Linked DNA regions of Homo sapiens: region 2 is linked to region 1. A link is an interaction called in ENCODE POLR2A ChIA-PET data of the cell type or tissue named here. Cell type or tissue: K562. All regions are shown on one strand. Each heading gives the region's core, and the rest is flanking DNA. Links, peaks and the distances in the headings are about the cores only.

Region 1 (15,778 bases), core at 2,900-10,899:
AAGACTGGAAAGCCTTCAGAGCTAGGCGCAGGCCAAGCAGGGGAGGAGGGGAACAGGGTCGTGCCAGGCCAGCTGGGGCTGGGTTGTGGGGAGCATTTGAGAGGTCCGCACTCCGTGGACAGGCCCGTCACCCTTCCCCTTGGCTTCGGAAGTCTCCCCACCTCCCCCCGACCCCAGGCCCAGCTGGCTGCAAGCCATACACTTGAAGCATATGCGTGGAGTGTTTTGAGAAACGGAACACACAATACATCGCAAATAAGGCTGCTTCTCCGTCTGGCTGGGACACATCTCCACGCTCCGCCAGATGGTCCCCCGCCGCCTCCCCAGCTGAGGCCGGGGCTTTGTGAGGTTGCATTCTGCGTAGAGGCTCCTCTCCATTCTGCAAGAGGCTGCTGGGAAGCTCTCTCCCCGGGGTGGCCGGGAGGATTTTTCTTGGCCCACAGACAGGAAGCTGATTCAGCCGGGAACCTTCTTCTGCATTCAGAACCCCCACAGCTCCATCCTCCTCCATCCCCTGCCCACCACGCTCCATCCCCCACCAGCCCCCATGACCCAGAGCCCCAGTGCGCTGGTGTTTATTGCTAATTGTTTTCAGACAGATGGTGTGGCCCAGAGTCTAATTCCCCAGGCTAGGGGGCGGGGGATGCTAGAGGAGAAGGCCGTGACCTTGACCACTTGCATTCTTGAAGAAAATGTTTGGCCCAGCCTGGGAGGCGGGGCGGTGGGCAGTGATGGCTAGGGCTTACAGAGGGGAAGTTTCAGGGCTTTGAGAAGGGAACAGGGGAGTAGGAGGAGGCTTTGAAATGTGGGAAACAACCCTGCAGCCCCAAGGGCTGATAAAGCTGGCTGGAGAATGGCCCCACCTTCAGGAAGCCCTCTGGGATTGAAGCCTGCGAGGCAGGGAGAATTCCTCCTGCAGGGTTGGATTTAGGGATGTGGGGAGTAGGGGATTTGTGGGGAGGGTGGAAGACCTCCCCACAATTTAATAAGGAGCCTCACTTTTTTTTTTTTTTTTTTTTGAGACAGAGTCTCACCCTTTTGCCAGGCTAGAGTGCAGTGGCGCGATCTCGGCTCACTGCAACCTCTGACCCCCTGGTTCAACCAATTCTCCTGCCTCAGCCTACTGAGTAGCTGGGATTGCAGGCACGCACCACCAAGCCCAGCTACTTTTTGTATGGTTTGTAGAGATGGGGTTTCACCATGTTGGCCAGGATGGTCTCGATCTTCTGACCTCGTGATCCGCCCGCATTGGCCTCCCAGAGTGTTGGGATTACAGGCGTGAGCCATTGCACCCAGCCAGGAGCCTCACTTTTTAATGTAATTTCAACATGATCTGAAGGCTTACAGAGCCACCAACATTTCACTAGATCCCATGAGTCTGCCAAGCTGAATGAAGACCCCAAATTACAGATGAGAAAAAGAGGTGGCCTGTGAGGTGAGATGGCTTGCCTTAGGTCACACAGTCCACAAAGATCCATTGAGCTGTCACTCTGTGCCTGGTGGGAACACAGCCATGGCAGAGGACAGGACTGACAAAGTCCCTGTGTTCAGACTGGATAGGTTTGTACAGGTTTGTGAGAGGAGACAGACGCAACTACAAAGAAATACGTTCAGAAACGGAAAGGACTAGAAAGACAAAAAACTAGGGAACAGGGTAGGCAGGGATCTCTGGAGAAGATCAGAGAGGGCTTCTTGGAGGAGGCAAGCTCAAACATCGAGCCTTGAAGGCAGAGTTGAAACAAGCTGTGTCTACATCTCAAAACAGAGAGAAAGCCAGTGCAATGGCCCTGGGGTATGGATGAGCTTGTTGTGTCCAAGGAGGGGAAGCGTGGCCCCGGAAGCCATGATGGGGTGTATACAGAGCTGAGATTATAAAGCCCCTTCACCAATATCATTGAACACCAAATGCACCCACGACTAGAGAGCCAGCATCAGCATGATACCAAAACAGCGTGTTGCTCAACATCAGGTTATTTCAAGTTGCTTTCTTTGTAAGGGTTAAAGCAGAAGGGGTTCTTTAGGCTGGCTCAGGTTGACTGGGCCCTCCTTGATTGGTTGCTGTGAATCTCCAGTCTATTAGAAAAATTGCCCCCATTTCTTCTATTTCTGCTTATTTTTTTCTTTCTTTTTTGTTTTTAGAGACAGGTCTCTGTCACCCAGGCTGGGGTGCAGTGGCACAATCATAGCTCACTGCAGCCTCAACCTCCTAGGCTCAAGTGATCCTCCCACCTCAGCCTCCTGAATATCTGGGACTACAGGTGTGCAATGCCTCGCCTGGGTAATTTTTATTTATTTATTTATTTATTTATTTATTTATTTATTTATTTATTTATTTATTGTTTTGTAGAGATAAGGTCTCATTATGTTGCCCAGGCTGGTCTCAAACTCCTGACCTCAAGCAATCCTCCTGCCTTGGCCTCCCAAAGTGCTGGGATTACAGACACATAAGCCACTGTGCCCAGCCCAAACTACCCCCATTTCCAAGCTCAGTTTAATTACACGGCACCTGCAGGAGTGGCTCCGTTCTTGGTCTGCTGGGGCCTAGAGCAGGAGCTCAGTCCAAAACGAGGGCCTCACATAAATTTTATTTACCAGCTATGGAGGAAAATAGAGCAAGGAGGGTGGGAGAAATCAGGGGGACTCAGGTGTGACCTTAAATAGGAAGGTCAGGGAAGGGCTGCTGGAAAAGCAGAAAACAATCGAGAAAAGACCTGTAGGAGATGAGGAAGTGAGGCAGGCAGGAATGACGGAAGGAAGGAAGAGACTGATATGAGGTCCCTGGAGTAGCCAGATTCATAGAGAATTTCCGTCTCTGTGAATCTGGCTACTCCAGGGACCTCATATCAGTGGAATCTGACAGTATTTGTCCCTTTAAAACTGGCTTATTCTACTCGATATAATGTCTTCAAGGTTCATCCACATTGTAGCCTGTGTCAGAATGTCCTTCCTTTTTAAGGCTGAGTAATATTCCATTCTTTCTGGAAGGAAGGGCTTTCCAGAAAGAGGGAGCAACTGGTGTGCAAAGGTCCTGGGGAAGGTGTGTGCTTGGTATGTTCAAGGAGGCCAGAGCAGATGAGGCAGAGAGGGAGAGGGAGAGGAGGGGGCACTGAGCCTCGGGACACAGCAGAGGGTGAGGGAGTAGACCCCGCAGGGCATCGTGGGTTGTGGTAAGCACTGGCTTTTCCTCCAGGGACAAGGGAAATTGTTATAGGTGTTTGAGCAGAGGAGTGGCTTGTCTTGACTTAGGTCTAGCAGGATCCCTTTGGCTGCCAAGTGGAAAATCAACTGTGGGAATGAAGGCTGAGAGGCCGTCGAGGAGACTACTGCACCTGTCCAAGCCAGAGATGATGCTAGCTGGAGCCAGGGGAGGCAGCGGGCTGGAGAGAAGTGGTCACAGTCATGACAGATTTTTTTAAATTGTAGTAAAATACACATAACATAAAATGTATCATCGTAACCCTTTTCAAGCATTCAGTTCAGTGGCATGAAGGGCCTTCACACTGTTGTGCAGCCGTCGTCACCATCTGTCTGCAGAACTTTTTCATCTTCCCCAATTAAAACTGTCTCCATGAATCACAGCCCTGGCACTCACCATTCTACCTTCTGTCTCTATGAATCTGGCTACTCCAGAGACCTCATATCAGTGCAAACTGACAGTATTTGTCCTTTTATGACTGGCTTATTCTACTCACTATATTGTCTTCAAGATTCATCCACATCGTAGCCTGTGCCAGAATGTCCTTCCTTTTCAAGGCTGAGTAATACTCCATTGTCTGGATAGACCATATTTTGTTTAACCATCATCCATTGACGGACACTCTGGTTGCCTCCACCTTTTGGCCATTATGAACACTGCTGCTGTGAACACAGGTGTGCAAATATCTCTCCCAGTCCTTGAGGATGGATTTTTAAGGTATGGGCAATAAGATTCGCTTATGGCGCAGATCCAGGAGTGTGAGAAAAAGAGGCGTCAGTGTGGACCGAAGTCAGCTCAGCTCCTGCCCCACCCTGTCTTGATGGGCAAAAGGCCATTCCACCTCTGACATTCTAGGACATTCTTTTGAGACATTTCATAGCACGGCCTCAGCTCCTGACCCCTCACCTCTGCCATCTCAACCCCTCAGGGACTCTACTTCCCTTCTCTTCTGCCAAGCCTCCAGGTCAGCATCTGCCCGTCTTCATTTCTCAGACAGGCAGACCATCTCAGTCAGTGCATGCTATCAGCCTCCTCGTCACTGCTGTCCTCCCACCGCACCTCAGCAGGCTCAGATGAGTGAGACGCGAGGCTCTCGAGTGCTCTAGAACTCAGCTGAATTTCTGCTTTTAGTCCCATTCAGCGGAAACAGGGCCTTGCTTAGTCTTGAGCTTTCCCAGGCTTCTTCCACCCTGCCCAGGGATTGAATCTACTTACAGCCCTCCTTGGGCCAAGAGTCCCCACCAATGTCCCTGAAATGCCTATGGTCTCATCTGCCTTTAGGTCTTGGTCTGGTTCCAATGACACTGGGCTCTTTTCTGCTCCCCAAACATACTGAGTGAGTGCCTCCCCCAGGGCCTTTGCACCTACCATTCTGGGCCTTGCCCACTTTCCTCTTCGTTTTGCCACCCCTACTCACCCAGCAGTTTCCAGCTTCAACCTCCCTGCCTCGGAAACCTCCTCTATGCCTCAGGCTGAAGCCAGGCTCCCAGTCAGCTCCCCCCATGCCTCCCTGGAAACTTTCCTGTCTTGACACTTGTCCCATTAGGAAAGAGAGACAGGAGGGGGCAGTGGTTAACGCACAGACTGAAGTCAGACTGCCTGTGTCCAGATCCTGGCTCTCACTGAAGAGCAGAGTGACCTTGACCAAATCACGGAATCTCTCCCAGCCTCATTCATAAAATGAGGATAATCATGAACCCCATGCACAGGGTTGTGTGGGGATTAAATGAAATAATATACATCAAGTGCCCGGAACAGTGTCCGACGCAAAGTGTGCCATGAATAATTGTTGCTCTGTGGAATTCCTTGCTCACTGGCATCTTCCCTGCCTGGTGGTAACTCAGAGGAGAGAGGGGCTTGGTCTGCCCGGGGTGTGCAGGTATACCTGACGTGCTCTCCAGATCTGGACCAGCAGGGTAGACGGATGGACAGATGGAAGTTCTAACTCTGAGTCCATGCAGCAACCTCCTCCTCCTCTCCCGGTGCTGGCACTACCTCCATCCAGCCCCCTCCCCGCCCCTCCTGCCACTGGGGGCTCACCTGACCCAGCCCCCACCTCCCCAGCCTCCTGTACCCATTCAAGTGCAATTAAGCCAAACTTTTGATTTAAGATATTTATAAAGGCACTAAGAATGTCCTCTAATATCAGCTTATATATTTTTAATCTGCCGTTAAAGTGATTTAAAACGGAGCTCCGACGGATAGGCATGATGAAAATTAAAAGTCTCCATCACCTTGTGTCTGGCTGCAGCGCCCCAGCCGACAAGGACGCAGTGGGGCGGAGGCCCCCCACCCCGCCAAATTAGGGGGAAACGCAGCCTTGCCTGCTCTTCTCCAGGGCTGGGGCAGCCAGGGAGACGCGGTGTCATTAAGTAGTGAGCGCAAAGGGCGGCAGTGTCTGCAGAAGGAGCCACGCGGCCGCGCTTAATGAACAGTGACATCTGCTCGGCTCTTTAATTAACGAGCCCCCACGCGCTGTGGCAGGACACAGGGACCACGTCCTCTGTGCTTGCAGGAAAGAAAAAAAAAAGCCAGGCAGGGAGACGACTGCAAATGTGCAGAATGATTTTTTTCCTGCCTCCTTTTAGAAACTGGAGAATGGAACCCAGCTGCGACTGTTCCCTCTGCAAGGCCATTTCCCAGGACTGGGTTCCTGAGGAGCCTGGTGGGTGAAGGCGCTCTCGCCCCATGCCTGGTGTTCAACCTTTTCTTCACCCTTCTCCCACCCCCGGCCTCTTCACACACGAGTCTGAAATAAATGAAGGCAGCCGGAGTACAGGGGTCTGAGCTTCCCCCAGGCCTGGGATGAAAAGCCATGAATCAGCCCTGTGTTAAATTTCCCCATCATAAATTCACTCATCCACAACTGCATCCCAGCTTCCTCCATGACAACAGGCTGCCACCCACGAAGACACCAAGCGGGGGCTGTGAGAGAGATTCCAGATCTCACACCAAGGATAAGGGCCCAGGACAAGGGCCACTAGTGGCCATCCATGGCTTAACCACTAAGACATTGCATCTTCCCGTTTCCACGCTGGAGGCAGGCTTTACAGAGAGCCAGGCTGCAGTGGGGGGATTTTGACCTGAAGACCAGAGGCCCGAGTCTCTGGCTTGTAAAATCTCAAAAAACTTGGCCCTTGTGGCTTGATGGCCCAAAGCATAGCTCTGGAAGAGTCCCACCCCCACTCCAAACACATCAGCTACAGGTTTTTTTCTAGAACTCTCTAGAGTTTTCTATAATTCAACTAAATTTCTGCTTTGTGCCCCATTCAGTGGAAACAGAACCTTGGCAAGTCCAGAGTTTTCCCACTCTTAGCCTACTCTGCCTAGGGATTGAGTCTAGCTGTGGCCTTCCTTTAAAATGAGTCTGTGGACCTTCTTAGGTCAAGGGTCACCACAGATGGCCCCAAGATGCCCATGGTCTCATCTGCCCTTAGGCCTTGGTCCAGCTCCAGCTACACTGGCCTCTCTTCTGCTCCCCAACCATACTGAGTGAGTGCTCACAGTCACAGGCATTTATTTAGCACTTACTGTATGCCTGGCTCTTTGCACAGTGGTTTATATGCAGCAGCTCTCACACCAACCCTATGAAGAAAGGACTATCACCAATCCCACTTTATAGAAGCAATTCTTCTGAGGAACACCAAGAGACAGCGTAGACAAGCTCAGAGTTATGTGCCTGAAGAGTGAGATAGTTGGGGTATTTATTCACTCAATCCCCACTTGTCATCGGTTGAGGGTGTTAAACTCTCAAGCAGTCTCTCCTGAGGAGGCTTAGTGAGCACCAACAGCATCTACTCTCCTCCCTCCCTGCACATTCCTGTCTGGAATGTTCTGGAGCTTTGGCAGGCATGTTGGCACTACAGAGAAAGGTATAAGAACTGCTGAGGCCCTGACATGGCCTGGTTGCTAAAACAGCTTTTGCCAGGCTTCTTTAAATATCCAATTCTACTTGCTCATTGCTGATATGTAGGAAAGCAATTGACTTTTGTATAGTTACCTTGTATCCTGCAACCTTGCTATAATCACTTATTCATTCTAGTGTTTTTTGTCATTGTTTTGAATCTTTGGGATTTTCTAAACAGTCATGTCATCTGTGAAGAAAGACAGTTTTATTTCTTCCTTCTCAATCTGTATACCTTTTCTTACTTGTCTTATGGCATTAGCTATGATTTCCAGTATGACCTTGAAAAGGAGTGGTGAGAGTGAATGTCCTTGCCTTGTTCCTGACCTTACGGGGAAAGAACCTAGTTTCTCACCATTAAGTGAGATGTTAGCTATTGGATTATCGGAAATGTTCTTTATCAAGTTGAAGTTCCTCTTTACTCCTAGTTTGCTGGGAGTTTTTGTCGGGGATAGGTGTTGGAGTTTGCCAAACACTGTTTCTGCATCTATTGATGTGACTGTATGATTTTTAGCCAGGTTTCTTTTTAGAGGAGGAAAACAAAACTCCCATTTTGTTCAGGCCACTGATAGTTAAGCTTTCTGCAACTTGCAGGTAACAGGCATCCCTAACGGATATGAGGAGCTACAGGAAGGAAGGAAATGGATGATATGGGTCTGGGCTGCCTTTTCAATAAATGTCCTTGTGACTGAAATGTTGGGTACGTTAGTCTCCCCTGGCTGCCGTAACAAAGTACCACAAATGGGGCAGCTTACACAACAGAAATGTATTCTCTCACAGTTCTGCAGGCCAGAAGTCTGAGATCAAAGGGCCAGCAGGGTTGGTTCATTCTGTGGGAATCTGTTCCTGGCCTCTTCCCTAGCTTCTGGTACTTCGCTGGCAATCTTTCGCATCCCTTGGCTGGCGGATACGTCACCCTGATTTCTGCTTTCATGTTCCCATGGCATTCTTCCTGTGTGTGTCTGTGTCCAAAGTTCCCCGCTTTAGAAGCACATCATATTGGATGAGGGACCCCCTTATTCCAGTATGACCTCATCTGAACTAATTCCATCTGCAGGGACCCTACTTCCCAAATAACGTTGCATTCTGAGGCACTGAGGGTGAAGTTAGGACTTCAGCACATGAATCGCGGGGGATGCAACAGGGTCTATAACATCAGTTTAGGGAAAGTTTTCTTTTTATGATCGGGAGTCTTGAGGGCACTTGTGGCCATCAGGAAGGTCTGGTTGGGAAGGAAGAAAGGAAAATCCATTGTGTGTAGTTTCTGAGGGACTGACAAGAGTGAGAGCTCCAGCCCAGAATGACAGACCGGCCCTTCCTGGCCAACCACCGGGATGCACACAGGGTCCCTGTGTGAGGCTTTCTCCTTCCTGAGCAGCCTCCATCTCCGGGGGTGGGCCCGGGGCCGCAAGTGGAGGGGCCCCCACGCCACGTTTTGTGGCTGAGCTGAGGCTTCTGCCCTCGCAGCTGGGCTGACCTCCTGCAGGCCGGCCTCAGTCTAAACAAGGGCCGAGTGTGTTTTTCCAGGCGAGGATTGGGCTGGGGTTTGCCCGGGAGCCTGGTTCAGACAGGAGCCCTTTGAAGGCAGGATGAATTGAGACAATGTCTCCTTCCAGCTGAGGGCAGGCAGGGGCCAGAGCAGGAGTAGCCTTCCAGAAGGCCTCTTGTCCAGGGATAAGGAGGGTGTGGGAAGGGGAGCTTAGCCTCTGGGCCACCACCGGGCCTGAATGACATCGTCATCTAACAATCCAGCAACTGCGGCAGCGACGAATTCTCGCAGCCTTTGCCAAAGCAAGCCTCGTGCAGGAGCAAGTGACAGGAGGTGGTCCCAGACGAGTATCTCTTTTATTTTTAATAATTATGCATGTATTTAATGTATACTAGAAAAATATAGTTAGCCCATCCCATTAATGTCCCAGGTTGCATTGCTTCATGCAAGGTGACATCTCAAAATTTAAAAAGGAGGTTATTGGAAACTACCTGTATGTCCATCAGAGGTAAATGGATAAATGAATTGTGGTACATCCTTACAGTGGAAAACTACACAGCAATGAAAAAGCCCATCCTGATCCACATACCAGCATGGAGCCACAGCTATTATGTGGGCTGGTGACAGGTCCTTCTCTTAAAAGAGGGAGAGGCTGAGCTTGGGCCCAGCACGGGGACCCAGCACCGATGCTGTTCTAAGGCTCCACCCCTCCTGGCCTGTCTCTATATCAAGCCAGTTTTCCCCCAAAATGTGCCTAATCACTTCTTATCTCACTGTTGCAATTCTGGTTTGGATGACCTCACTTCTCACTTGGCTCCCCTGGCCCAGCCTATGGCCTCTTCACACACTGCCCTTCCACACTGCACAGATTCATCTTCCTAAACTGCTGCTCTGATTGAGACTCCCCCGACCCCACTGCCGTGACTCAAGCACCTTCGATGGCCCCCTATTACCCAGAAAATAAATATCAAACGCCTCAGTGTGGTATTTCACAATCCCAGGACCTTCTGAGCTGGCTTCAGTCCTATATGGTATACCAGCAACAGCAGCAAATTGGCTATTTCCTGACTGTGTCCCACAAGTTCTCTCCTCTCGATCTTCTCCTTCTACCTGGGATACCTTTTCTATAACCTCAACTCTAAAAGTCTCTTTTCCTTTGAAGGTGCAGCTTTAAATGCTACTTCCTCCTTGCTAGTGAGAATGAAACACATCTCTTCCCTCGTTTTACTGCCTGTCTCTCCAAGAATGCCCTTATCATTTTTCTTGGACCATGGTGATTCGACTCCCAATCTCAGGGGATCAAGATTTTAAAATAGTCACTCAAAAAGAGCAATGCTTAACCCAGAGGAATGAGGCTCTGATGGTGACATTTTAGGCACCCATGCCTGGTAGAAGAAGGCACCATGTTGATCAGGGAGGCCTTCCCTGGAAAGCACCTACACCAAAGGCCACAGACTCCAGCAATTGGAGTCTGAGGGGAGACGCTGTGAGCTGATATCAGGGAGGTTGTCTTGGAAAAGGGATAATTGATCTGGGCCTTGAAGGTAGATGGCACTCAGGGAAGTGGCATGGTTCTGGGGAAAGAATTTAGAATTTGTGGACTCAGATAGGTCTGGGCTCAAATTCCTTTTCTGCATTTTTTTTGAGACAGGGTCTTGCTGTGTCACCCAGCCTGGAATGTAGTGGTGCAATCACAGCTCACTGCAGCCTCAAGCTCCCTAGGCTCAAGTGACTCTCCCACTTCAGCCTCCCAGGTTGCTGAAACTGCAGGCACAGGCTGCCACACTCACTTAATTTTTTTTCTTTAATTTTGTAGAGATGGGGTTTTGTCATGTTGCCCAGGCTGCTCTCAAACTCCTGGGCTCAGGCGAGCCTCTCGCCTCGGCCCTGCAAAGTGCTCGGATGAGACTTTGGCTATCATAGAAGCCCCAACTCAAACTGCCTTCAACTAAAAGGAAAAGTTATTAGTTCTTGTAATGGTAAATTCCGAGGTAGTGCTGGCCTCAGGTATGGCTGAATCCAGGGGCCCAAGCAATGGCCTCAGAATGCACAGTTGTTTGTGTCCATATTGGCTTCCTCCTCAGTCATGCCCTGCCTTCACCACGGAAATGGTATCCCAGCAGGCACAGCTAAACATGCTCAATCAGTCCAGATTCTCACTTCCCAACTGTTCCTGCAACAGTCCTGGGATACCTCTTACTGGACAGAATTGGATCATTCAATGACCCCTGAACCAATCACTGAGGCCAGAGGTTTGGAAAATTTGGATTGGCGGAGCCTTAGTCACATGCCCATCTCTGGACCAATGGGGAGAACCAGTTCAACACAAACCACATGGTCTGAGGTGAGTGAAGGGCTGTCTCCAAGTAAACTAGAGGGGCTGTGACCAGAAGGGGCAACTGATGTCCAATAAAGTTACTGAACAACTGTGGGACTTTGTACAGGTACCTTAAGCATTCTGATGCCCAGACCCCTTGTTCGTAAGACGGGAAAATGACAGACTCACCCAAGGGGAGCTGTAGCTAGTTGTGTGATGATGTTCATGAAAACAGCTGGCATACTATAGGAGCCTAATAATGGCCCACAGCTTCAGAAGCTGGGCTGGAATTAGAGCAGAGAAGCAGGAAGGATGGAAGTGGCTGTGTTTTCCAAGATGGCTACAAATTCTTCCATCCCACAAGCTCTTTTTACAATGTGAGGTGGGCACTCCTGCTATTGGGAGCTGGGAGTTATGTCCCTCCCCTTGCCCAGGGCTGAGACTACAATGGAAGGGAAACTGGGGAACTTCTGAGACTGTTATAGGAGGTGTTATGGCTTCCTCCTGGCCCTCTTGGGAAATTTTTTTTCTGGAGCACCATGTTGTAAGGAAGCCCAAGTCACACGTGGAGGCTCTGGCCCCCAGCTGAGGTTCCACCTGGCAGTCACATATCAACTATCAAATAGTGACTGCCAGACATGTGGGTTGAGATAACCTCAGCCCCAGTCCCCATGTGACTGCAACCACATGAGAGGCCCCACGCCAGAACCGCCTAGCTGAGCCCAGTCAACATCGGAACCATGACATAACAATAAAATCATTGCTATTGTTTCATGCTGCTAAGTTTTGGGGTAACTCCTTACACAGCAACAGATACCTGGAAAGGGGAACATGGAAGGATTGTATGCAGAGGCTATGATGGGAGGTTATGGTGGCCTGATTTCATCACAGGATCTGTCTCCAGATCTCACTGGTTCACAAGCCGGGTAATCCCAGTGTGTACAAAAGAGAAAAAGAAGAGGCTGTGCCTGAGCTCCCTGAGCCACACACAGCCCTGTGCCCACAGCCCTGTCCAGAAGTGGACTCATTCACACCATCAGGCCCCGGCTGTGAATTTCTCAGGACAAAGGGGTAGCCCCACAGCTGTCGGGGCAAACCTCCTTCGACGCTCTCCAACAGCTCAGGCCAGCCCATTTCTCACTGACTTGTGGATGGAACGTGTCACCTTCAGAGGAAGGGGGCAAAATAAACCTTTGAAGGTGAGCTTGCTAAATGCTTGCGTAGTGAGGCCCCTGCATCTCCTTTTGCCGAGACTGGGGGAGGCTGAATGGCACCAGGCCCTGTCTCTCAGCCCCGCTCAGCCCCATCCCTCTAGTTCAGTCCTGTGGGACCGCCCGATCCTTGTGCAGCCCAGCTACACCAGCAGGTCGCCGAATGTGGATTGTATCCGGGTGGCATCTACACAGATCAGAAGGTAGTTCAGATAATGGGATCCTTTGAAGCAGTCGATGAAACATTCCACTCCAGACCTCAAAAGCCCAGGTGGCTGCCTGCCCCAGGCATTCAGGTGTCACTGCGCGGCTCCTGCCCCACCTCCTTGAACCACCCATGGGAACAGCCTCTGCCTTTTCCTTGCTGAACTGCTATTTGCTCACTTTAAAAACAAATACTCACTTTCTCTGTAGGCAAATAAATGGACGTAAAGAGGAAAGCTCAGATCACCCCCTAATCGGAAAGCCGATATCACTTACCGGAAGAGTAGGTGATGGTGAAAGTGAACACAGAGAAACAAAAGGTGTCACCCAAGTCTGCTTTCTGTCCTGCTGCCTGAGGAAGGTTTTCAATGGAAACCGTTTCCGGCTGTTGTGAAGGAAGCTCTGCCAACCTTACTCAGCGAGGTGTCAAAGACATCTCAGCACCCGTGGAGAGTTTCTCCCTGGAGTTGGCGGAAGAATAGAAAAAAAAAAAAAAAAAAGGAGTGGTTTTCTTGCTGTTTCATATTATTTAATGCTGTGCCTACATCCATTCCAGGTCTTCCCAACCACTTGAGGGAAACCCCAAATTATGATGATAGCAAATGCTTGCACAGGGCTTGGGTACCTCCAAGAGCATTATACGCACTACCTCATTTAATCCTTATAGTAGATACTGTTATCAGTATCACATGGGGCACAGAGAAGTAGTGCATCTGAGGTCACACAGCCAGTGAGTGGTGAAGCTGGGATTTGAACCCAGTTCTCTAGCTTGAGTCTGTGCTCCTAACCATGCAGCATGCTGCCATCTGAGAAGCACAGGTTTACACCCATCAGGCTCTGGATAACTGCCCAGAGTCTCTGTCCTAGAGTGAAAAATGCCCCCTGCCCACAGTTTATGTCACTCCCCGGTACCTACGAATGTGACCTCTGGAAATAGGGTCCTTGCAGACGTGATCAACTGAAGATGAAGTCATACTGGATTGGAGTGGATCCTTATAAGAAGGAGGAAGTTTGGACAGAGACATGCAGGGAAAAGCCACGTGACCACAGAGGCAGAGATTAGAGTGTGGTAGCCACAGCTAAGGACTGCCAACGATGCTGGCAACCACCAGAAGCTGGAAGGGGCCGGGAAGTATCCTCCCCAACAGCCTTCAGAGAGAGTATGGCCCTGCTGCCACCCAAACGTTGAGGGAACACGATTCCTATTGTTTTTAGCCACAAAGTTTAGGATGCTTTGTTCCAGCAGTGGCGGAAAACTAACAGTCTTCTTGGCCTGTGTTTGGGGGCACATGTCTCCCACAGGAACAAGTGCCCCCTGGGAAGGGGTCTGGAGTTAGCTGAACTGTAGGAAGTCTGTTGTTTTTTCTTAGAAAAGCTGAATTTTCACCTTTCCCCATCTGCTCAGAGATCTGCAGAAACAGCCTTACCTTCCCATTGGCTTCTGTTGCTGTGTCACTTTGGCCAAGTGTCTTAACCTCTCTCTGATTCTCATAGTGGATTTTGCAAGCACATAGATGGTATGAGTTTGTTCTCACACTGCTATAAAGATATGCCTGAGACTGAGTAACTTATAAAGGAAAGAGGTTCAATTGACTCACAGTTCTGCATGGCTGGGGAGGACTCAGGAAACTTACAGTCATGGCAGAAGGCAAAGGGGAAGCATGAAAGGACTCAGGAAACTTACAGTCATGGCAGAAGGCAAAGGAGAAGCATGAAACCTTCCTCACGAGGCGGCAGAAGGAGAATGAATACAGCGGGAACTACCAAACACTTATAAAACCATCAGATCTCGTGAGAACTCACTCACTCTCACGAGAACAGCATGGGGAAACTGCCCCCGTGATTCAATTACCTCCACCTGGTCTCTCTCCTGACACGTGGGGATTATGGGGATTCAAGATGAGATTTTGGGTTGGGACGCAAAGCCTAACCATATCATAGACCTAGAACACCTGCCCCTGGGAGGCAGCTGTTATATCTCCGTGGATTAAGGTTTCAGGAACTTTTATGGAATTGCCAAATGTTTTCTTTATTTAAGCTGGGCTAAGGATATGGTTTCTAAAGCTTTTTTTTTTTTCTCATCGTCATCTGAAATTCTCTTATTTATTGGTTTGTTTGTTTATAGTCTGTCTAGACCCATGTTGGCTGATGGAACTTTCTGTGATGATGGAAATATGGCTATCAAGCACTTAAAATGTGGCTGGTACCACTAAGGAACTGAATTTGTAATTTTATTTAATCTAAATGTAAACAGACACATGGATTAGTTTCCTGTAGCTGTGTAACAAATAATTAAAAAGGTAGTGGCTTAACACATTTTATTCTCTTATAGTTCTGGAGGTCACAGGTCTGCAATGGGTCACACCTAAAAGCAAGGTGTTGGCGAGGCTGCATTTATTCCTGGAGGCTCTAGGAGAGCCTCTGTTTCCTTGCCTTTTCCAGCTTCTAGAAATCTCCTGCATTCCTTGGCTTGTGGCCTCACATCACTCTGACATCTGCTTCCACAGTCACAGCTCCTCTGACTCTGACCCTCCTGCCTCCCTCTTATAAAGATCCTTGTGATGACCTTGGGCCCACCTGGATCATCCAGGAACATCTCCCATCTCAAGATTCTTAATTAAATCACATCTGTAAAGCCCCCTTTGCTGTATCAGGACACATATTCACAGGTCCCAGGGCTTAGGACCTGGACATCCTGTGGGCCATGGTTCCATCTCCCACTGCATGGGGCTAGGGGCTACTGTATCCAACAGACAGATCCGGACTGGACTGTCATTTCCTAGGGAAACTGCTTCTGTCTTAATCGCCATTGTGCCCTGCGTCAGGCACACAGTAGGTGCTCAATTAATGTGTTCAATTAATGAAATTCGAACATTGCTTCTACAACATGTTTGCTGAACAACATGTTGGATTTAAATTCTGAGTCTGAGCTAAACTTTGCAAAATGGAGACAGTTGTCATGCTGCCTTTAGCCTGGGCCTTGGGCACTGGTTCTGTTCCCTGTTCTGCTGTGTGATTTTAAGCAAGCCTCTGCACCTCTCCGGGCGTCAGCTTCCCCATCTGTACAAAGAGCCGGGAGGGAGGAAGCCAGACGCTGTGAACCACCTGCAAACAGCCTCGGGGGGCAGAGAAAACTGGGACGCAGAAGCCATGGGGCAGGCCCATGGGCGAGGCCTTGAGGGAGGCGAGCAGTCCACCCCAAAACTAAAAGCGTATTTCAGAAAAATGGTGTGGGAGACCAGGAGGGAGACTTTCTGAGCCACCTGGGGAAAAGAACTTGGGGGCCCGGACTGGGGTTAGAATCAGTGACTCCAATGCTCTGCTATCTGCCCGGATAGTTCTCCCAAGCCATCTCCATCTCTGACCCTACGCGTCCTTCAAGACCCAGTTCAAATGGCCCTTTCTTAAGGCAACCTTCCTTGACTCCCCCAACCCACCTCTGACCCACAGGAAGAGC
Region 2 (15,778 bases), core at 5,305-13,304, 100 kb before region 1:
CCCGAAGAGGCTACTGCAGTCGTCCAAGCCAGACGGCGACAGAGTGGGGGTCCATCATGGTGCCTGGTCTGCCATTCTTTTCTTTTTGTCATTATTATTGATATGAAAACAGAGGGTCTCGATGGCAATGCTGTTCCCCCCCAAACATAGTTACTGTTTATTATTATTCCATCTCACAATAACAGCATATTATCTTTACTGTTCCTGTTATTTTTTTCTGTGCTGTTAGGGCGGGGCGGGGGATCTCCATGGCAGGGTCCCCACCCCAGGGATGTTTTTGGCTGCCCCATGACTGGCTCATGGCCTTTGGGACAGTCCTACTCCATAAAAGTCACCCTCCCTACACAGTTTTCAAATGACCTGGCCATTCAAAAAAACCTGCCAGAACCAGTCCAAATACTAGCTGTTTCTTAAATGTCACTCTCCTCTCCCCCCAGCACTGCAGGGCTCTGATCTGCTTTCTCGCGAATCCACGCTTACTCATTCTGAGTGGGAGCCAGCCACTCCTCCCTCTCGTTTCCCCGCTTCCCCTTACCCGACGGTTGGGGCACCGCACAGATTTTTGCTGTTGTTGTTAATTCTGTGTCGAGTCTAGTCTGTATTAAGGAGGAATTTCATTGCCCAGGAGTAGAGGGGATTTCCCAAGTCTATGGGGTAAATATTGTCAGGGTGGTTGGGATGCAGTGTGGCGCTGAGCCAGGGAGCTAACCTCTCTGAGCCTTCGCTGCTTGCCTGGCAATGATGATGGTTGCTGGGTCACGAGATCACCGAGAGGATCAGATGAATTCACGTGGCATGTGCCGCACTGAGACAGGCAGGCACGCAGCTGAGGGGCTGGCGGTGGGAGGGGCAGGGCCGCGGCTGGAGGATAAAATCCCACACTCCCCGCTTGGCCGGGTGGCCCACTGCCCGTCTGGCTTTCGAGGAGATAAGCCGCCTGCTCAGGTTCACGTTCGGGATCAAATGAACCCACTTAATCCCCCTAGGGATCTCTGCTGAGCTGGCTCCTTGGGGGCCTGGGGAGGAAGGCAACTGAGCCCCCTGCAGTAGAAACCCCCACCCGCGAGGCCAGGCACAGAGAAGGTACCAAGGGCTTCTGCCCCAGCGCCGGGGCACAGCGGGCTGAGGGAGCCCCAGGACAGAAGCGGTCACACATCATGGGCTCATCATCACAGCCACAGTGACTCCTGACTCCCCACTGCAACCCAGGAGGTAAATGCTATTACGAACACCCTTCTCCAGATGGGGAAACCGAGGCCCAGAAAGAAAACAGCCCGCCTGAAGGTGACAGAGCGCCTCGCCGTATCACCAGCAACCCCTCAAGATAACCTTATCACGTTTCACGGAGGGAGAGAGGGCGGCAGGAACGGGGCCTTGAGTCACCACCCTATCCCACTGGGAAGGCAGGGGTGGATGGGCAGAGTGTCACGCCTGCCTAGGGGAAGTACACGCTAGGTACTTATGGCAAGTATGTGAATGAACAAAATCTACATGCTGGGCGCAAGCTCCGAGGAAAACTCCTTCGCAGGACCTTTCTCCCCTCCTGAGGTCCCTCTCTAAGATCCTGTATCGCAGGGGTCTGGCGGGAGTGACTGTGACCCCCAGAGGACCGCAGGCAATGTCTGGAGGCATTTCTGGCGGCAGCAAAGGGGGCTGAGGTGCTACTGGGGTCTGGTGGATGGAAGCAGGGGTGTTGCCCAGAGCAGCCCCTGCAACAGAGAGTGACCCAACCCCCAAAACCCGAACAGTGCCCAGGCTGAGAACCCTGCCGTTCTTACCAAATGCATGAGAGTGTCAGTTGGGCACCCACTGTGTGCAGGGCCTCCCTGCAGGACACATTCAAGAAGACGAGGTCACAGGGCTCAGAGAGGCAAGGCTTCCTGCCCCACCTAATGGAAGGAAGGCAGAGGCGGGACCTGAACCCAGGTCCCACTGACTCACAGCCCCACCCCAGCTGCCAAATACCTGCCCCATCCTTCAGGAGTCTAACCTACTGGGTCTAGAGTGGGGGCTCCACAATCTGTATATCTCATAGCTCCTTCCCCCAGCAGCCACTGGCAGGGGGAGGATGGTGAACGGGGGGGAGGACAGCTCTGTTCCTTTTCATCAGAAACTACATTGGCCAGGAGGCTGGCAGTCTCTCTCTGGGGGGTAGGAACGTGGTTGTATTTTTTATGTGCAAGCTTTTCCTTCCTGATTTTCCAGCTTATAGAGAACACATTTGTTCTGCTTCCAAAAACCAAAAACAGTCTTTTATGTAAAGCAGCTGCCAAACCACATGCCCAGCCTGGCCCTGGGTGGCTCCACTAGGACCTGGCAGGGGGGCCCACACCTCAATGGAGAGAGGGCTGACCCAGCAAAGCCCCCGTGGAGCACCCCTGGCATCACCAGGAGAAGCCCAGAGCTGGCAAATCCACTGGCCACGGCACCCAGGCACCCAGAGGTGCTCTCTAGAAAGTCCCCGGCAGCCCCTTCCCATGGCAAGCACCAAGTAGCTTTCTCCAGGAAACACACCAAGCTCACGTCACATCCCCATGACAAAATACTACAAGAAGTTAAAATTAGCCAACTGGATCAAAGCTGGTTTGCACCAGCACATGGTGAAAACCTGTAATCATACAGATAAAAATAATGATAGCTAATGCCACGGTTCTGGATGCTGTGTCTATTACCCTTCTAATTCTCAAAACAACCCTAGAAGGTGAGGACTGCTTAGGTCCTCATTTTACATATTAGGAAACTGAGGCAGAGTCATGTGATAAGGTGCATGAGAACAAAGTGTCTGGAACCACTCAGGTCTGCCGCTTGTCTAGCCGAGAAAACGACTGCACTGAATTATATACAAAGCTGTCAATACTCGACCACTTTTGACCTACAAAACTAGCAGTCATACGGCTCCCCCAGTAGCAAACAGGAGAGCAGCGCGCACAGATCCACGTGTCCACAGACAAGGCAGGTTCCCAGGCCGTGCAGCGATACACAGAGGCTCGTGGAAAAGCCCAGGCCCCAGTGAGAGGCGGTGGCCTCCAGGAAGGGGGCTCCCGTGACTTGAAAGTCACCTGTCATTTTTTTCTCTTTTAACAAAAGCCACCTTAGCTTACAGCCCCGAGTCTGGTGTCCTGGGCTAAGGCTCGGCCGGCCTGGTCTCCCTCTCTCCTCTCTCCCCTGGCCGCCTCTTTGCCCCCAAGACCCCACATAGTCTGTGACAAGCCAGTGGTCCTCCTCGGGGTCTGGGACCTGGAGTCTCTTCCAGCAGCCCAGGAGAACCTCTCCCCACTAAGGATCGAGTTTCACTTAATTGCAGGCTTCAGGTTTCTGCATGCAGGCCCAGAGGCCTGGGGGAAGGAGGCGCGGGCCGTTTTCTTCCTCTTTTTAATAAGCTGGAAGGCAGCAGCATGTGCCCTGCTGTTCTGAGAATCCGGAACACCCGCCCCTTGGGAAAGGCCGCGGCTCCAAGAGCCCACATGGGAGACCCAGCCGGGAGAAATCAACTGTGGCTTGTCATGAGACATGCTGGGGACTTATTTATTTTCTGGTCAACCATTGGGACCAGGTACTCCAGCTGGACTTAAGGGATTAAAAAAAAAGAAAAAGTAAAAAGGGGCTGGGTGCAGTGGCTCACACCTGTAACCACAGCACTCTGGGAGGCCAAGGCAGGAGGATCTCCTGAGCTCAGGAGTTCAAGACCAGCCCGGGCAACATAATGACACCTCATCTCTACTAAAAATCAAAACAACTGGCAGAGCATGGTGACATGTGCCTGTAGTCCCAGCTACTCAGGAGGCTGAGATGGGAGGATTGCTTGAGCCTGGGAGGTCGAGGCTGCAGTGAGCTGCGAATGGAGCTGGACTCCAGCTTGGGCAACAGAGCAAGACCCTGTCTCAAAAAAAAAAACCACTAAAGAAGAGAAAAGAATAAAGAAAGCACAAATGTCTCTCTGCCTCTGTGTGTTTCTTTTACATTTTGCTTTTCACTAGCACAGCCCTTTACCGTTTGCAGGTTTCTCTCTTCACTCTGTGCTCTTCAGCCACAGCCCCCAGGTCAAGGTCAAGAAACTGAGGGGTCACTTAATTCCAAGGTCACCAATGGTAGGAACGCAGCCATTGTCTCCATGACCACATCACCCACGGCCCTGTTCCCGGTTGCTGGTTCACAGGGAAATCACAGGCTCTGTGGGGGCAGCAAGCATCCTCTGTAACAATGACCACAAACTCGGTGACTTAAAACAGCACAAGTTTTTTCGGGGGGGTTAGGAGGTTTTTTGGTTTTTTGAGACAGGGTCTCACTTGGTCACCCGGGCTGGAGTGCAGTGGCATGATCACAGCTCACTGCAGCCTCCAACTCCAGAGCTCAAGTGACCCTCCCATCTCAGTCCCCTGATTAGCTGGGACCACAGGTACCATGCCCAGCTAGTTTTCTATGTTTTTTATAGAGACAGGGGGTCCCACTGTGTTCCCCAGGCTGGTCTTGAACTCCTGGCCTCAAGCGATCCTCCCACCTCAGCCTCACAAAGTGCTGGGGATTACAGGCGTGAGCCACCGTGCCCAGCCAGCATAAGTTTATTACCTTACAGTTTTGGAGATCCAAGGTCTGAAATGGATCTAACAGAGCTAAATTCAAGGTGTCGGTAGGCTGCATCCAGTCTGGAGACTCTAGGGGAGAACCTGTCCATCACCCTTTATGGCTTCTAGCGGCTGCCTGCACTCCTTGGCTAATGGCCCCTTCTCCATCCTCAAAGCCAGCAACGCAGCATCTTCAAATCTCTCTGACCTCCTGCCTCCTTCTTATAAAGACCACTGTGATTACCTCCAGCCCGGGCAGATAATCTAGGATAATCTCCCATCTCAAGGTCAGCTGGTTAGCAGCCTTAATTCCATCTGCCACCTTAAATCCCCTTTGCAGCATAAAATAATATATTCACAGCTTCTGAGAATTAGGACATCGTTCGGGGGACCATTACTCAGCTTAACACAGGCTTCAAAAACAAAAATCTTTAGGCCTCTAGGGAACTCCCAAGGCCCCACCCCACAGATTCTGAACTCCCAACAGGCGATTCCCCAGGGTCCACGTGCCTCAGTCTCTCCACTGCTACACAGCATGGGTGAGCATGACCAGTGCCAGCACCTGTACGTGAATACACGTCCCCAGCAGTGCAGAGTCCAGCATCTGATGAAAACGTGATCAGACAGAGCCCTGTGGCCTAACACTAGAGACTTCCCTCTCTAGATTAACAACAAAGAACTTATCAATACTTTTGAGCAACGTTTTTTTTCTGACCAGTCACAAATGGCCCGATTGTACAGCCCATGCTCTAGTAAGATCCATAAGAAATCCCCCCACTGCTGAAACCTACGCTTCCTCACGTCCCTGCATGCCAGGTTGCAGAAGGCTTTGCAGGGTAGAGCTGAGCTGCTGTGGGGCACCCACGGGAGGAGACGTCCAAGAGCCCGAGCTGCATGCGCCCCCACTCCGCAGCTGGTGTCCCTCAAAATGGGGAGTGGGGGAGCTGGGGAACCAGAGGCCACCCAAAGCTGCTCAGGATGTCCTTGGCATGGTCAGCACCCTCCCCTGCAGCTCCTGGTGACTACGCTCTCACAAACCCCCACTCAGGAGCCAGGGCCCCGGGGCAGGCCAAAAAGGAACAGGGTGAGCCCTGCCCCATAAGCACATAATGGCGTGAGCAGCGTGAACCCTCCTGATGCTTAAAGATGACCGAGGGCACGACAAAACGCCTTCCTTGCTTCAAAGCCCTTTTGCGTCTCTTTCCTGCCAGAGGTGCCGCGAGGTGGCATCACTCCCATTTCACAGGTCCCAGAGACGCTGTGCAAAAAATCACACAGCAATCTGGCAGTGGGGATGGGTGTCCAAGGCTCCGTGCCCTCCCCATGGCCCACCTCCCAGTCTGGGGCCCTCCAGGCAGTTCCACATCGTCATGGCCCTCCAGCCTCCCACCACCCAGCTGGGCATCCAGACAGGGAATATCTCCTCTGGGAAGCTCCCCTCCCCAGGTTCCCTCGGTGCCCCCTCCCACTCAACTCCCCTCTCTCCAAGGCAAAAGCCAGGCGCCCCCTTCTCAATGTCAAACCTCATGCTGTGCCCTCCGCACCTCCAAGCACCCCCAGGCACTCCTTACAGCACCGCGAGCACAGAGGCGGCCTGGACCCACGGACGGGGGCTGTGACACAGAGAGGGCAGCGAGAGCCTGAAGGTCACACAGCAAACCAGAGAGCACACACCCGATGCGCAGCACGCTTCCACCTTCCACGTTCCCACTGAGGGCCGCACAGTTCCGGGAGGTGCCGCTGCGGCAAGGGGGCAGCGCCCAGGGCCCAGGTGCCGGGAGATGCAGCTTCCTGCCCGCCGCTACAGCTGCTATTTATAGCTGAGCAGGGAGAAGCCAAGACAGACAGGGTCAGCTTCCTGCACAGCAGAGCTGGCCGCAGCCTGGGAGCCTTCGAGGGTGACCCGGAGGGGAATGGGTTGGGTCAGGGCAGAGACGTGGGCTTTGATGTCCAGGATTGGGCACGTGGTGGACCCAGGACTGTCCCTGGTCACTCCTGAGGACCACAGTCCAGGGGAAAGGGATGAAAGCACACAATGGGCCCTGCCCATGACAGCTGCCCACCAAGCAAGGAGCTTAGGAGCTGTGTGTCCTGAGCCAATGATATCACCACTCTGTGCCTCAGTGTCCCCATCTGTAAACAGGGAAACTAATAGTTCTGGCCACACCGGGTTATTGTGAAGCTTAGATGAGCTAACCCATGTGGTGCCAAGCGAGCTTGCCTGCATCCTACCAGCTCAGGGCCCTCTCTGGAGCACCCTCACCTCTGCCCCTCCCTGCTCAGACACCAGACAGCAACGCTGGGGCAGGGGGCACCCCTGCACCAGGACACCTGCAGAAGCAGCTCTCCCTACTATACCCTCCAGTGTGTGCACAGCTCACAAAGCCCAGGGAGCCCGAGCAAGTGGCAGGCACGGGGGCATCCCGACCCAGCCCCAGGGCACAGACAGCTGTGACAACGTCCGCAGGATGTATACATGCTCGGGTGTCATCGCCACAGCAGTCCCCCCAAGCGTCCACTCCCCTACGCACCAGGGACTGCAGTTACCCCCATTCTACAGATGCGGAAACGAGCACAAAGTGACAGAAAGAACTCTGCTGAAGAAACGCAGAGGGGCCCCCCACCATTCCCAGAGTTCACCAGGGTCTCCTATCTTGCCAAACAGCAGACAAGTCTTGCTGGCCCCGGGAATCCGCCCAGAAAGCTGCAGTGGGTTTGGACCCCCCAGAACTTGGTTCCTTGGGGAGAGGAGCAAGGGCCAGGAAGGATCCGTCTCGGGCCACCCATCCATGGGAACTCGGGTTTAAAGTCCCTCCCCGGTCCCTGGGGTCGCCTGGTTGTGATGCCCCAACTTCCTCCAAAAATTGGCAAAGGGAACACCCACACGGCAAACTGAAAACAGTAAGCACTGGCCCAGCCCACATGGAAGGCTTCTCTGTGCTCCCAGCGTCAGGCAATAAGCACCTTCATGTAGGACCTCCCATAACGCTCAAGACAACCTCGAGAGACGAGGAATCTGATTATGCCCATTTTATAGATGGCGAAATGGAGGCGTGAAGGCTGAATTAGGCAAAACGTGGTTCTCCCACACCCTGGCCACTCTGGGCCTCTCTGTGGGCTTATGTTCACCCGTGGAGCTCAGAGGCCAAGCTCAGTGCTAGCAAGGGGTGGTCACGGCCACCAAGGGAGGGACAGAGAGGGAATGGCCACAGGCTCAGTGACCTGGAGGCTCTGCGGGAGCAGGAGGGGGCCACAGGTGAGGGAGGGTACAGGTGTCAGTCACAGGGATGGATGGACAACCTGGGACTCCCAACGGGCACCAGGGCACGAGGCAAGGCCATGCCCAGCCAGAGCCCAACACTCAACACATCTACGAGGCACCCACAGTGTGCCCAGCACTGCTCTAGAACCTGGGACACAGACAGACGTCTCCACCCTTGTGGAACGTCCATTCTCGCAGGGATGACAGACAACAGCAAGATGACAAACGTGTGAAACCATCATCTATCAGAAGGTGGCACACTGGGAAACAACCGAGGGAGGGAGGGGAGAGGGTGCAATTTTCAATATGAAAATATCAGGCCAGGCGTGGTGGCTCACGCCTGTAATCCCAGCACTTTGGGAGGCCGAGGCAGGTGGATCACCTGAGGTCAGGAGTTTGAGACCAGCCTGGCCAACATGGCAAAACCCCATCTCTACTAAAAATACAAAAATTAGCCATGTGCGCCTATAATCCGTTACTCAGGTGGCTGAGGCAGGAGAATCGCTTCAACTCAGGAGGCAGAGGTTGCGGTGCATGGAGATCATGCCACTGTACTTCCAGCCTGGGCAACAGAGCAAGACTCTTTGTCTCAAAAAAAAAAAAAAAATCCGAGAAAAATGGCAAAGGAATGAGACGAGGCCTGCGGATACCAGGAAAGAGTGCTCCGGCAGGGTGAGTGCAAAGGCCCCGTGGCGGAAGCTGCCTGGTGCATTTCAGGAGAAACAGCGAGGCCGGTGTGGCTGAGACAGAGCGGGCAAGGGGAGCAGGTCGCAGAGGACGGCCCACGCCGGGGCAGAGGGTAGAGCCTCACGGCCCAGGTAGGGAATCAGCTTTCAGAGCAGCAGCGGGACTGTCCTGCCCTGGGTTTTCCTGCCCTGGGTTTTACAGGCCTCCCCCTGGCTGCCACGTGGGGGATGGGTCTCAGGGTGACCAGTGAAGAGCCAGCTGTGATGGGAGCTGTGTTCCCTTCCTAGAACTGCTGTAAACAAAGCTCCACACGCCGGGGACTTAAAACAACCCACTGTTACTTTGTCACAGTTCGGGAGGCCAGAGGTTCAAAATCAAGGTGTTGGCAGGGGTGGTTCCTTCTGGAGGCTCTGCGGGGGAGTCTGTCCTGAGCCTTCCTCCCAGCAGTCCCTGGCACTTCTTGGCTTCCAGCCACATCGCTCCAGCCTCTGCCTCCATTATCGCACGGCCTTCTCCTCTGTGTCTTTTTGTCCTCTTATAAGGACACGGGCCACTGGATTTAGGGCCCACCCTGCTCCAGGATGACCTCTTCTTAATTAAACGCATCCACAAAGACCTTGTTTCCAAATAAGGTCACAGCCTGAGGTTCCAGGAGGGACGTGAATGGGTGGGAAGGTGGCACAGGCACTGTCCAACAACATGCAGCAGCCTAGGCCAGGGGATGATAGTGGCAGACGATGCGAAAATAAAAATATCCAGGAGGGTGGCAGATGGCGTGGGTGGGCGGGATGGCAGGTTAAAGCAGGTGTCTCCCAACTTCTCCCGCTTGCCTTCCTCCCCTGGTTTACCCAGCAGTGGGCATCACCCAGGAGCCACCGCCACACAGAATTCCTCCCAAATCCTGACCCTGTGGACCTGGCCAAGCCCCCAGGACCCAGGAAAGGCCCCCTGACTCCTGCCAGGCTCCAGAGGGCGACATCCCCTGCAGGCCCCCATGCTGACAGGCCTGGCCCAGCCTAGGGAAAAGCCCAGGCCAGGGCCTGGAGCTGCATCCGGCCCCAACCCCACCCGGCAGGCTCTCCTCTTTAGCTTCAGGAGCAGGGCTGGCACCAGGCAGGTTCCCATGGTCACCGAGACACTATAGCCACACTGGGGCCCATGCTCCCTGATGGTCTCAGCAGGTACCGCAGAGTTCAATGTGAGGACAAACAGAGTCCTTCGAGGCCCTCCCCTGTGGGTCTGGGCCTCTGGGACTAACGACTTCAGAGCATCCCCAGACAGATCCCCTGGGTCACAAAGAAAAATCAACTCTCCCACCCACCCCCCCTCCAGACCTGGCCCAAGGTCTCCCCAGCCCCACCACAGAATTGTGGGGAGCGAGCCAAGGGGAGGCCACAGGTGGGCAGATGGGGGGCGTGCAGGCCTCCTTGGCTGTAAGAAGGATTCTGATTTTTGTTCAAGAAATGGTGGGAAGCCCTGCAGGCTGATGAGGTCAAGTCACTCTAGCTGCTGTGGCTCCACTGGGCTGCCTGCAGAGAGGGGACTGTGGGTACAGGATGACAGCCAGAGAGCAGGCAGGAGGCGGCTGCAGTCCCAGGTGGGCCATCGAGAGGTGGCTGGGACCACGTCTCTCACTCCAGAAGGACGCCCAGAACAGGGGCCTGGGGGATGCGGGGGTCAATGATCCACTTTTGCATAGGTGGGATCCGAGGTCCCTTTGGGACATCCCTGAGCAATGGCAAGGAGACTGCTGGGTCCACCTCCCTGACCCTGGGGTCAGTGCCGTGGGCCCACGAGTCACAGTCAGGAGGGAGAGGGGCTACGACACGGTCTGCAGGGACAATTGCACCCCAACGGGCCCCTGAATGCCCTTCACTTCACAGCCTGTGAGCCACGTGTCACTCATCACCCCATTTCACCGCCAGGGAAACTGAGGAACTCCGCGTGGAGCCTTTATTATTGCCCAAGGCCATGTCACTCAGACCTGTGGGTCCCCCCAGATCCACTCATCAGCCCTAAAATGCAAATATAGGCCACGGAAAACCAAGTGAACCCTGGGAGACAAGAGGCGGAGAGGGCCTCCGGACCCCAGAAAAGACTGACCCCCAGGAGCCACCCGGCCTGCAGGCACATACGCACAGACACATGCAGGCCAGTGGTGACTGGTCACCCGGGTCTGGTCCAATTCCACCTCCAACAGCCCACCCTTTGACTTACCTTTCCCCCCACTTCCTTTCCAGATGCAAAGAAAGGCCAGCAGGAGAAGCAGGGGACCTGAAGCATCAGCCACAAGTCCAGGTTGGAACCAGATGGCCCAGAGGTCCCTTGGCTTCAGACGCACTTGCAATATTGCCTCCAAAACAATCCCGAGGTCTCCGGGTACCACAGTGCTGAGCCCCCCACCTCCAGGGCATTCCCTCAGGCCAAGCAGTTCTCGAGGGCCCCATCCGGTTCTCAAATGGGACATCTTTCACCATCCAAGTCACTCACCGTCATCTTCCCAAGTCGGACCCCAAAACCGTGCTCAGTTCTCACCCAGGGTCTGACCTTGGTTAAGACACTCCACAGGGCCAGCCTCTGGTTTCCTCCTATGGAATGCTGGTGCAGGGGATGGTGCATGAAAGCATCTTGCAACAAGTGTTTTCCTTTGCTCGGCTCCTGCCTGATCCATTCTGCCCCTCAAGAACTGAGACAACTCTCAGGAATGTGTAAGGTAAGATAAAAATCAGAGAGCAAGCTCAGGGCAAAGGGAAAAAAAATGAGAGACAAACAAATCCAAAATCAGGATGAAGTAGATAAAGCCAAAACATAAACCAGTGATTGCAGAAAGCAGGCTGCAAAATTTGGCTCTGAGCTTCCTAGTAGCCAAAGCAAAGAGGGAAACAAGATGGATTACGGCTTTGGAAAATTGTGAAAACGACGCAGTGCCACAGAGTAGGTGCTACAGCAACTATATACCACTCTAAAGTCACCAATTAAGAGGCCAAAAAATTGTGCCAAAAATCAGGCCAAGTGCTTGCTGCCTTAACCATCCCCTCTTTCCTACTGCATTCTACAACAGCAAATTATAACCATGAGCATCAGCGTAACTCAGCAAGAACAGGAGCCCAGGCTAGAAGGAGGGGTTTTAGGGCCTACCTGGAATGACCTTCAAACTCACACCCCTCTCTGGGCCACAGTTTCCTCAACAGGGAAACCGTGCAAGGCTACACTGAGGTTCAAAACAGTGAGGTAGTATATTAGGGATCGGCAAATATCTTCTGCAAAGGGCCAGAGAGTAAATATTTTAGGTTCTGTAGGCCTTCCAGCCTCTGTCACAACTACTCAACTTTGCAAACGCTGTACCCAAAAGCAGCCACAGACAACATGTAAATGAGTGAGCGTGGCTGCATTCCAACAAAACTTTATTTATGGACACCGAAATTTGCATTTCATATGATTTCACATGTCATAAAATATTATTCTTCTTTCGATTTTTTTCAACCATTAAAAAATGGAGAAACCATTCTCAGCTTGTGCACCATACAGAAACAGGTGGTGGGCTGGCCGGATTTGGCCCAAGGGCCATAGTTTGCCAACTCTTGCTTTCTACGTTCCACAATCGGCTCCGAAACATATTATCACGTAGGATGTGACTATGACGGCGAAAATCAAACCTGAATATATGGCGTGATACCACTTGCATGTTTGTTTTTAAAGGGAACGCACACATACAGTCCATTTAAGGCCGACATATGCCAAGAGCATCTCGGAGGAAACTCAGGCGCGGGAAGCTGTGACTGCCTCGGGGAACAGAAACTGGGAGGCCAGGAACCGAGGGAGACTTTTACGCAATGTGTTAATTTTCTTTTTTACAAGTCAATGCATTTTCTTTCATTTAAAAAATAAGCTTTTATAAAGCCCAAAGCAACTGGCAGAGTTTTGAATGCATTACTTTTTGTTTTTCTACATTCTCCCCAAGAAGTATAAAAAGCAACATTATCCCCAAAAATGTTCATCAAAGAAGTCCATGATGTATTAAGTCATATCATAACAAAATAAGTATGATCCCACTTAGAGAAAGCAGATAGGTGTCTTTTGCAGGTATCTGCTTGTGCAGACAGATACCAGCAAGGGTGCTAACCTAGGATTCCTCCGGGTCCGGCTGGGTCAGCCCCCATGAACCTGCACAAAGGTTTTTCCACATGAGCTCAGCCCCAGGAGGTAAGAACTGCCCACACTTCGCAGGGACCTGGAGCTGTCTCCTGCTCCAGGAGAAGTGACAGCTAAGGAAGGATGTGGGAAGACGGCTCCGTATAGTAGGAGTCACTATGGCTGCACTGCCCCGTAGGGTCAGTGGCCACCAGCCACAAGTGGCTACTCAAATTTATTAAAAGTAAAAACTAAAATTTCATCCCCCGGTTGTGGCACTGGCCTCACTTCAAGCCGTGACTGCCTTGGGGAACAGAAACCAGGAGGGCCAGAATGGAAGGAGACTCCCCCAACAGCTTTGGGCAGTTTTAATACCCAATGCCCCACGTGGCTGTTAGTTATGGTACTGGCATATCTAGAACATTCTCACCAATGCAGAAAGTTCTATTGGACAGCGCTACCCCAGAGGCCGGTGGGAGAGGAAGTGGGGGAAGAAAGAGTGAGATGTGGGAAGAGGAGGGAGACAGACGGCAGGGAGAACGGACCAGCCCAGAGGGCACACCAGGCTAGGTTTGGGAAAAAGGACCACTGAAAGGGGAAGACCCTCCAGGATGGCACCACGCAGAGAAAACACGCATGAAAAGGGAAAAAAATCAGGCCAGACGCAGTGGCTCACGCCTAGAATCACAGTGCTTTGGGAGGCTGAGGCGGGAGGATCACTTGAGCCCAGGAGTTCAAGAGCAGCCTGGGCAACATAGAGAGACTCCATCTCTACAAAAAATTTTAAAATTAGCCAGTCATGGTGGTGTACACCTGTCGTCTCAGCTATTTGGGAGGCTGAGGCGGGAGGTTAATTTGAGCCCAGGAGTTCATGGCTGTAATGAGCTGTGATGGTACCACTGCACTCCAGCCTTGGTGACAGAGCAAGACCCTACCTCAGAAAAAAAGTTGGGGTGCAGGTGGGGCATTGGGGAAGGAATCAGATACCAAGAGCCCAGGCCCTGCTCCGAAACACAGAATATGACTTCATCACCCAACCCTGTGCCCTCGGGTTAAGTAGCCATTAGCCACAGCCACAGGTGGCTGTTTAAATTTAAGTAAATTAAAATTAAATAAAATGACCAGTTCAGCTGCTCAGTGGCAGGGACCCACTTTTCAAGTGCTCCCGAGTGACAGGCACCTAGTGGCTAAAGCACGGGACAGCGCAGCCGTATCATCTCCCATCACCGCAGGAGTTCCCAGACAGCCCGTCTCAGGCTACCCTCTAAGGCGGGCATTATTTTCTTTCCCTCCCTTTTAAGAATCAAGAAACCAAGGCCAGAAGGTCAGAGGCTTCACTCAAGTTCTTAACAAATGGAAGCACGATTCAAACCCTGCTCCTTTTTTCAGAGACCAGGAGCAGAGGGGAAGCTCAGCCCTCCCCCAGGGGGCCTCCCCCACCCCGTCCTCCCCACAGCCTTCGCCCACTCTCCGGGCTGCCCATGACCTCCAAGCACTCCAAGTGCCTGACAGACACTAAGTGATTAAAGACTAATGGAAAACCTCAACCGTCAAGGGCAGAGGCAGGGAGCTGAGCACATTTGTGAAACACCAACGACCAACGGGAAAGGAGCCCACCGTCTCCAAAGGGCAACAAGCCGAAGCCTGGGGCTCTGGAAAAGAGACAGGTCCATCAGAGGATCTTTCCCAGCAGCTTTTAAGAGGGAGGAATGGTTGATATCCGAGCAGCCTGTAGGTGAGGACCCGGGTTTACACAAGGAATTCTATAGTGAAGTCTTTGCTCTCCAACAGGATAAGCCAAAATGGAAACTGCAGCTCCTGTGTGTCCTGCGACACACAGGAGCTCATTATATCTCACAACCATAAAGTCAGAAGCAGCAGCAGCACCCCCATTTTAGAGATGAGCAAACTGAGGCTCACAATAGGTAAGTAACTCATTCACAGCTTGAAGCTGCAGAGCTGAACAGCAAACCCAATATTCATGCCCTTTGCCCCTAAAGGCTCTCCAATATGGCACAGGTGGCCGGCAATGTGCCCATTTTGCAGATGAGGGCACCCAAACCCTGAGAGCAAGGGGCACTCACCTGGGCCCACTGCTTGTAAATGGCCAAGCTGGAACTTCCAATGCTAAATCAGCGGCTCTCTTGGGGATGGCAGATGAAACACTCCGAGATTGTCCTCTAATATCTGGTTAGGACAATTCTTTCTAGATTTATAAACCAAAAGCTCCTTCCTCAAGGCTAGCTGGAGCCAAGTGGGCAGGGCAGTGTGGAAGTGTCCAGGCTCAGAAGCCTCACTCTGCTCCAAAATAGACATGATAATAACAATGATGCTAAGTTCATTCATCATAAGCACAGGTCCCTCCGCTGTGCAACCTCAGGCGAGCCTGGACCTGTGCCCTCATCTGTAAAATGGGAATGAAGCCGCCATCTGCCCCAGGGCCTCACTGAGCAGAAGCCCTCCGGCTACACAGTACCCGAGGGCAACGCGCCCAGCCTATGGGCACTCCAGGCCACAGAACTCTGCCGCTGCAGCTTTCTGGAGCACCATGCTAAATAATTCAAAACCATGTTTTCATTTCAAAACAAACACAGCAGTGTCGCCAAGGCGAATGCCAAATTTGCATGAATGTTTCAGATAAAATGAGACCTCAAAGAAATGCCAGGCCCTATCCTTCTCCCCAAACCCTGGGGAGAACGAGTTCTCAGTCTCCTGCCCCACCTGGGGCAAAGATCCGTAGGTGCTGCTCAAAGAAGAAACATCATTTCTTTCTTCATATCCTCTACGGCAGCTTTGCAAAGCAGGTCTGCAGTAAATTCCTGCTGCACTAACACGACCGTGAATAATCCCAGGTCTTAATTCGTAGTTCCACATCCAAGCTGTGTGACCTTGGGCAAGTTACTTAACCTCTCTGTGCCTCAAGTTCACCATCTATAAAATAAGATAATAAAAGCACCAACTCATAGAGGAGTTATGAAGAGTAAACAAGCAGATTTGCGTAGAGCACGGTTCCTGGCACACAGTAGGTGTTGGTTCTTATTACTAGCGTATGATCCACAGCCTTTTCCAACATGGAGGCTGAGAGTTCGCCGGATGGGTTGTAAAGTCAGTTCCCTGGCTCCAAGCTCCCTCAAAA

What was found. Peaks named below come from ENCODE experiments on the same cell type or tissue, not always from the same donor. Only the 100,000 strongest peaks of a DNase experiment are listed, where the experiment ranks them.
Region 2: POLR2A ChIA-PET joins it to region 1 with 5 read pairs; 5 of 35 experiments call an interaction of 5 or more read pairs at or near these places.

Annotation. Positions count from the first base shown.
Region 1 is chr12:124,655,453-124,671,230 of GRCh38, forward strand. No RefSeq gene overlaps it. Among named protein-coding and RNA genes, the nearest start is that of NCOR2, 96 kb to the left of the region's middle. RefSeq lists an enhancer at 11,216-11,385. In K562, for the core only: a CTCF peak has its summit at 6,189; a DNase peak (open chromatin) is centred at 6,192; H3K27me3 peaks cover 5,257 bases.
Region 2 is chr12:124,548,436-124,564,213 of GRCh38, forward strand. The region is part of intron 1 of NCOR2 (nuclear receptor corepressor 2); the gene reads right to left. Among named protein-coding and RNA genes, the nearest start is that of NCOR2, 11 kb to the right of the region's middle. RefSeq lists enhancers at 625-864, 2,826-3,644, 3,228-3,522, 7,264-8,021, 9,540-10,299 and silencers at 2,748-3,042, 12,128-12,422. In K562, for the core only: no CTCF peak of the experiment used is centred there; a DNase peak (open chromatin) is centred at 8,751.